2 separate regions of the Homo sapiens genome follow, and region 2 is linked to region 1. Evidence: chromatin contacts called from ENCODE Hi-C or POLR2A ChIA-PET data. All regions are on one chromosome and are shown on one strand. Each heading gives the region's core, a stretch centred on a gene start or an enhancer-like site at or near the end of the contact. The rest is flanking DNA. Distances are from core to core; before and after follow the strand shown.

Region 1 (3,528 bases), core at 398-2,897:
TGACACAGCCTCAGGAGGTCCTGACAACATGTGCCCAAGTGGCCTGGGCACAGCATGGTTTTATACATTTTAGGGAGACAAAATACATCAATCAATACATGTAAGATTTACATTGGTTTGATCTGGAAGGACAAGACAACTCGAAGTGGGAAACTTCCAGGTCATTGGTAGATTTAAACATATTCTGATTGGCAATTGGTTGAAATAATTATTATCAGTAGAAAGGGATATCTCGGTTAAGATAAGGGGTTATGGAGACCAAGGTTTTACCATGCAGATGAAGCCTCCAGGTAGCAGGTTTCAGAGAAAATAGATCGTAAATGTTTCTTATCAGACTTAAGGTTTTTGTTGATGTTAATGCTGGAGGGTATAATGAGGCATGTCCAACCCCCACTTCCCATCATGGCCTGAACCACTCTTTCAGGTTAAATTTGAGTGCCCTGGCCAAGCAGGGAGTCTATTCAGATGGTTGCTGGTGGCCTTCAAATTTTATTTTATATATATATATATTTTTTGAGACGGAGTCTCCCTCTGTTGCCCAGGCTGGAGTGCAGCGGCAACATCTAGGCTCACTGCAATCTCTGCCTCCGGAGTTCGAACAATTCTCCTCCCTCAGCCTCCCGAGTAGCTGGGTTTACAGGCGCGTGCCACCACGCCCGGCTAATTTTTGTATTTTTAGTAGACATGGGGTTTCACCATGTTGGCCAGGCTGGTCTCATACTCCTGACCTCAGGTGATCCACCCACCTCGGCCTCCCAAAGTGGCAAAGTGCTGAGATTACAGGCGTGAGCCACTGAGCCCGGCCTCTCCTTCTTTTAAAGACTGGGTTTCTAACAGCTTCTGAGGCCTTAAGGATCCTGACAGGGCCGGGCTGCACCACACTCCCTCGTGTTACAAATGGGGAAACCGGGGCACAGAGCAGAGGCGTTTTTCCTGAGATCACACAGCCAATCAGGGCGAGAACTGAGAATCGAACCTTGATCTCTCCACTCCATGATTGTGATTCCGAGTAACTCATGTTATTTTAAATCGACACTTGTCTTAAGAACGTTCGGACGGCGAACCACTGAGAGTTCCCGAGGGGCGAATACTCAGCTCTCAATAGGTTCCTGCGGGGAAAATCTGGCTGCGCCGGCGCGCGCGGGTGCTTTAACGCAATCTGGTTACAGCAACCCACGTGTCCTCCGCTTCCGGGATCCTTAAGGCCGTCGCTTCGGGTGGTAAAACCCGGCCCGCCCTCTTGTTGCCCAGGCTGGAATGCAATGGTGCAATCTCATGTTGGGAAGTGTAGCTCCACCTTCCTCCAGACATAGGGGCGTGGGCGGCTTGGAACTGCATTTCCCAGGAGGCTGCGCTCGCCGTTAGAGTAGCCGGACGACGGGCTGGTGGGGTGAACCCTTCATCCTGGGTCTTTTAATTTCTCAGGCGGAACGAGTGGCGGCGGACAGAGGCTTTTGGCTGCGCTGTCTGTGGGTTGTCTGGGCTTGGGGAACTGGGCACGGAGACCGTGGCGCCGGCCGCCGGTCATACAGCTCTGCTTCCAGTCGTCGGGCAAAAAGCTGAGGCGCTTCTCCTTTAATTGCGGTGGGCGGGGCGTGCCGACGCGGCCCGCGTTGCTATTGGTGGCCGTTGGGGGCGCGGAAACTGAACGGGCCGCAACGGCCACCGCAGCTGCCTTCGGCGCCGCCAGCCCCGCCATGGCTGCGCCCTGCGCGGTAAGCCCAGCCGAGAGCAACTCCCCAGGCCTCAGTCTCCCCGCTGGGACACTGGGCGCCTAATGGCCAGAGCGATGGCTGCGAGGGGCGGGCGGGGCGCCAGGTTCCAGGGTGGTCCTCTTCAGGTCCAGTTTACTGTCTGCGCAGGGGGCGCTGGGTCGGGCACTTTCTGAGCGCCTCCTGCGTGCCAGGCCCTGCGCTGGGTTTCTGGAGCGAACAAACAGGCCTCTGCCTCCATAGTTTGCATCCTAGCGAGGGACACACGACCAAGTCCCGACTCATGTGTGACCTGGGGCCGGTATCGGGCCTCTCTAGCCATTCTCCACGTCCTTAGCAGTGGGTGGCTGCGTGGGGTCTTGTTGAGGGTACACCCTGCTCCAGCAGGTAGGTACAGCAGGACGCTGGGATGCCCGGGCCTGCAGTGTGAGCGGGGCGGAGCCGCCCTCTCTGAGTTCACATTCCTCCAGAAGTCCTCATTTCGAGAGATTCCTTTGAACGGGCAAGGCCCTCTGGCTGATTGGAGAGTCAGGGAGGCTGGGTGGTAGCCTGTGATGCCCTGAGGCACTTGAGGACATGGACGGAGATTCCAGGCTAGGATACAGACCTTTTGACTCCTAATCTGGTACTCTACCTCCCTTCCTGTCCCCTCATGTATAAACCACTGTTGAGGGAGATGAGGCCCACATGCAGGGAACTACAGAGGGGAGGCGGTGTTGAGAGATACCATGGGACCTACTGGTCAGGGGTGGACCTGAACTTGCCTCTGCCCACTGAGCCTAGGGGCGGACACTCTCTTACGCATGTTCTTTCAAGAAGCTTAGGTGAGAGCAGAAGGCTCTGTTGGGGACCCTCCCCCAGCTGCTCCTCCCTCTGTTGTTGAAAGGAGACTCTGACAGGTGCGTTAGGGGTGGAGCTGGGCACAAGGCCATAGGGCCTTTGTTCTGGTTACTGCTCTGTAGGGTGGCAGTGGCTTTGCTGTGCCCCAAGGACATCCTTTCCCAGGAGGAGCCTTTGGGCTTCCTGGAGCACCCAAAATGCTTCTTTGAGGTTTCTGATACTTAGAGTAGGGGGAGATGTTTGGATGGCTGAATTATAACCCTTCAAGTGTTAAGACACAAGCTGCTATTGGATGGAGAGAGTCTCCGGAGTATTCTCTCTGGTGTTTTAACTTTATTAAGTTATTCATACACCACAGAATTCACCTTTTAAAGTGTACATTTCAGTAGTTTTTAGTACATTCACAGTGTTGTGCAACTGTAATCACTAATTCCAGAATATTTTCATCATCCCAAAAAGAAACTCCATACTCAATAACAGTCATACCATTTCTTCTCTTTCCCCATTTTCTCCCAACCCTTGGCAAACTAATATATTAATACTTTCTGTCTCTATAGATTTGACTATTCTGAACTTTTCATATGAATGGAATCAGACAAAATGTGGCCTTTGGTGTTTGACTTCTTTCACTTAGCATGTTTTCAAGGTTCATCCATGTTGCAGCAAGCATCAGCACTTCAGTCGGTTTTATGGCTGAATAATATTCTGTTGTATGAATATGCTACATTTGGTTTATTCAGTCATGTGTTGATGGATCATTTGGGTTCAATCACTTGTTGGCTATTAAGGAAAATGCTGCTCTGAACATTTGTGTACAAGTTTTTGTGTAAACCATGTTTTCAACTCTTTGGGGTATTTACCTAGAATTGCTGGGTCATTTGCTAACCACGTTTAACTACTTTATTTTTTATTTTATTTATTTATATTTATTTTATTTATTTATTTTTTGATTAGGAGTCTCACTCTGTCGTCCAGG
Region 2 (3,528 bases), core at 475-2,974, 64 kb after region 1:
GACATCAATCCCAGAGCCTCAGTCTCCTCCCTTGTAAAATGGGGAGAGATGCCTCATTGGGTCCTCTGAGCTCTGCTGTGCGGCTCTTGGTTAACTGAGTGTGCTAGACTGGTGCCAGCTGTTCTGTGAAGCACAGCAGTGAGTCGATGTTCTCCTGGGAGCAATATGGGAAAGCACTGGGGCAGGCTTGTGGCACAGGAATGACAGGAGTGGACATTCCACAGTCCCCATACCGCTGGACTCAAGTCCCAGAAATGCTTTTGAGTTGCCAGTGAGACTCTAGTGTCTGGCTAGGCAGGAGGATAAGAGAGGGGAGAAAGAAGTCATTCCCCAACCCCGGGAAGGAGGAGGGCACAGGAGGTGACAGAGGCACTGGGGTGCACATAGACACTTGAAAATCAGGCATGGGTCATGGGGCCCATTAGATCAGACCCTTCCACCTGGACCTAGGCAACAGGGCCCAAGATGGAAGCTCTTTGAAGATGTATGTGATACTTCTGTTCTTTGAATGTAGATATTGTAATGCTTTTTAGGGAACATGTATTTCCTAACAATGGAACTGAAGATTTTCTTTGGAGGGCTTTTTGTTCCTTGAGCCCCCTATGGGAATTCTCAGGAGCTGCTAGGCCTGAGGTCAGGAGCGTGGGCGTCACATGCTGCGAGCTCCCCGCCCCACTGAGAGATCGCACGCCTCTCCCTCAGGGTCCAAGGGCCCTGCTCTGATCCTGTCCTGAGACCCACCCCTCCCCTATCCCCTCTGGAGAGAGCACACGCCTGTCCTGTGGCTGCCCTGGGGTCACTCACCTGCTGGGCCTACCTCAAGTCTTCTGAGAAAGTTGGCTTGACCCCAGAGGCCCAAGGCTTCCAGAGAAAAACCCAGACAAGGAGTCAGAAACTGCAGCTGCTCAGACCCATCTCTGCCTCTTTTTGGCTTTCCACCAAGGGGAGATTTTAAGCGCTGCCCCTCTGTCTGTCTGTCCCATGGGGTGGGCAGCAGAGGTCAGCCTCTTCACATGGGGCCAGGACTTCCCCTGGGGCCTTTTCATCTGCCTGCCCCCCAGGCCAGGCTCCTCCATTCTGAGCACCCCTGGAGGACTCTAGGCCGGACCCCGAGGCTGCTAGGCCTGCCTGCCCAGGGATGGGCGCTCAGTAGGTGTGCAAGCAGAGGCCCTGGGCCTGACCCTGGTACTGTTTCCCCTTGTGCTCTTGGGGGTGATGCCAGGTGATCTAGGGGTCTTTTTCACAGATGCCGGAAAACTTCTCCAGTGAGCAGGGAGAGAGGCTGTTTCCACAAATAGCCACTGCTACATGAGCTCACCTCCACGCTGGCTCTGTGGCTTCCTTCATGGACCCTCAAGAGGCCAGAGGGCTGCTGCACAGTGCTCAGCTGCCCTCAGGAGTAACAGGTTTCAGTGGTGTCTGGAAGTTGCAGAGGCCCTGGGCCTTCCTTAGGGCAAGGGGGTGGATCTCTGGGGTGTGGACAATGACCCAGGAGCTGGGGAGGCTGCTGTGAGGGGGCCCGGCATAGGCCCAACACGCGGCTTGGTGGTTTTGCCTCAGAAGCCCACAGCAAAGTTATTTTTGACTCCAGTTTCACGTCTTGCTGCTTTTTAAAAATACCGAGCCATGAAATTCCTGCTCCAACTGTTTTTTTATGGCACCCAGTGTTTCAGGCTGGCCACAGCAATGCTGTGATGTCACGTTCCAGTTCCTGTGACTCATGGAGGCTGCTGGGCTCCAGGACTTGAAAATGCATGCGGTGGGGAGCAGGCAGGGAGCAAGCCCACCAGCCCTGCTTGTTTGGGTCTCTTTGGCATTCGATTTTGTTAAGTGTTCAAGTCATTGCGTTTTGCTGTCCTAACTCAACAAGGCCAAGGATTTTTGCCTGTTTGCTTTGGGGATAGAGAATGGCCTATTTGCTTTGAGATACCTTAAACCTGCTCCCCCACCCCCACCCCCATGGTAGTCCTGGAAGTTCCTATTTGACGGGCTGCTCAGGTGAGGCATCTGGTTCCACACTGGTGGGGAAGTTGGCAGTGCCTGGCCCTGATGTGGGCCAAGCTGCCTCACTACTCTCAGGGGCTCTCTGTATCCCTCTTTCCTGGGAGGACCTGCTGTTGCTTATGGAAATAGACCCCCAATTTTATAGTTATACAGTTTTCCATGGGGATCGGTCCTCCCACGTGCACCCAGACAGAATTTGTTGGGAGGGTATAGAGTGAAAGTCACCCAGTGCGTCTTCCCATGATCCCAGGAGGGCGTGTGCAGCCCTCCTAACACTGCTTCCACTCGCAGACAGGGCCATAAGGGTGGTGGTGGGTTGTTTCTGCAAAAATGGGCCCCCTCTCTGCATCAGCACATCTAGCCAGCTCACCTGCTTGGTCCAGAGTGGATGTAGCCACCCTCCTTGTTGTGGACCTTCATGGATTGCCCTTTTGGCCAGAGTCATGTTCAGGACAACCTGAACTTCTTTGTGGGGGTTTGGAAACAAGAGGCTTGTTTTCCTTCTGTTAAGAGGCTACTTCTGGGGGACAGGGGACTCAAGACACTGTCTGTTCTGTGCCAGGGACACACTTGGTGGCAGAGGGACTGGGGGAAATGTCTGTCTGCCTGGGCCCCTGGTGATTCCCCAGCCCTGTTACTATTTTTGGCATTTTTCCCAAAGGCTCCTCTGGCTTTGCAAATGTGGCGGGACAGGGGAGCCTGTGTCTTCCCCAAGTCGCAGGTCAGGGCCAGTGCCCTGCCTCCTTCGTGACATGCAGCCTGCGAACAGCACTCAAAAACGGGCAAGCTCGTGTTTGCAGGGGGACTGGGTGGCAGCTCCCATGGGGGTCAGGCAAAAAACTCTGGTTTTCTATCTTTTATCCCGTCTGTGGTTGTGGCAGAAAGCACCCCCTTCCAAAGAGGCTGCAGATTGAAGGCCCCTGCCTGCCAGATGGGCTCGACAGTAGCCGTGGTTATCTCTGGGGCCTGGGAATGTTCATGGTCGGTCATACGAGATTTCTTCTGAGGCTCTGAGCTGGCTTGGAGATGGGGGAGGGCTGGGGGAGGGCTGGGAGATGGCGGGAGGGAGCAGGTGGTGGAGAGCAGAGGCTGGGAGCAGGGAGAGAGGCCCATGCAGGGACATCTCATTCGGGCTGAATCTAGGCTTGCTCTGAGAAGAGGAAGGGAGGGGACTCCACATGATTTGCTCTTGCTCCTCGGGGACCTGGGCCCTCCAAGGAAAGGCCAAACACAGGCCACAAGAAAGGGGCCTGTGTTATGACAGGAGCCCCAAACTGGCCTGCACCGCTCTGAGATTAAGCAAGCCACAGCCTACTTCATCACAGCTGACCCCGTGACCTCTTGGTGCTTTCCTGAATGAGGCACCACCACAGCAGGGCCAGGAAGGGCTGTAGTTGGGCCTGCTGCTTCCTCCCATGCGCTCTGTAAAGGGCCCTGATCCAGGCCTGTACTATGGGTATAGAACCTCATCATGCCCACAGTGGCCATGGCTGAGGAAGCAGAGGAAGCACAGGAAGCCTTGAA

What was found. Hi-C counts contacts between places; a loop is a spot of excess contacts on that map. ChIA-PET counts read pairs that join two places held with the same protein, here RNA polymerase II (POLR2A). Pooled maps may share reads with other maps.
Region 2: a map of ascending aorta shows a loop between it and region 1 (7-fold over the local background). The contact joins the enhancer-like site here to the promoter of POC1A in region 1. A Hi-C loop is called at or near these places in 3 of 168 maps with a recorded cell type or tissue (ascending aorta, astrocyte of the cerebellum and endothelial cell of hepatic sinusoid) and 6 of 50 pooled maps. POLR2A ChIA-PET finds 5 or more read pairs at or near these places in 7 of 52 experiments (AG04449, AG04450, BJ and 4 more).

The regions. Positions count from the first base shown.
Region 1 is chr3:52,152,542-52,156,069 of GRCh38, reverse strand. POC1A (POC1 centriolar protein A) reads left to right here and starts at 1,647. Exons shown (of 11, transcript NM_015426.5): 1 at 1,647-1,715. The coding sequence starts at 1,698. RefSeq lists enhancers at 300-1,276, 1,277-2,254.
Region 2 is chr3:52,088,392-52,091,919 of GRCh38, reverse strand. All of the region lies in intron 10 of POC1A (POC1 centriolar protein A), which reads left to right. Among named protein-coding and RNA genes, the nearest start is that of LINC00696, 25 kb to the right of the region's middle. Within about 2 kb of position 1,724, at least 15 of the 41 ENCODE cell types and tissues checked have a DNase peak (open chromatin) inside an H3K27ac peak, as active enhancers do; they include ascending aorta and endothelial cell of umbilical vein, where a contact is called at or near this core.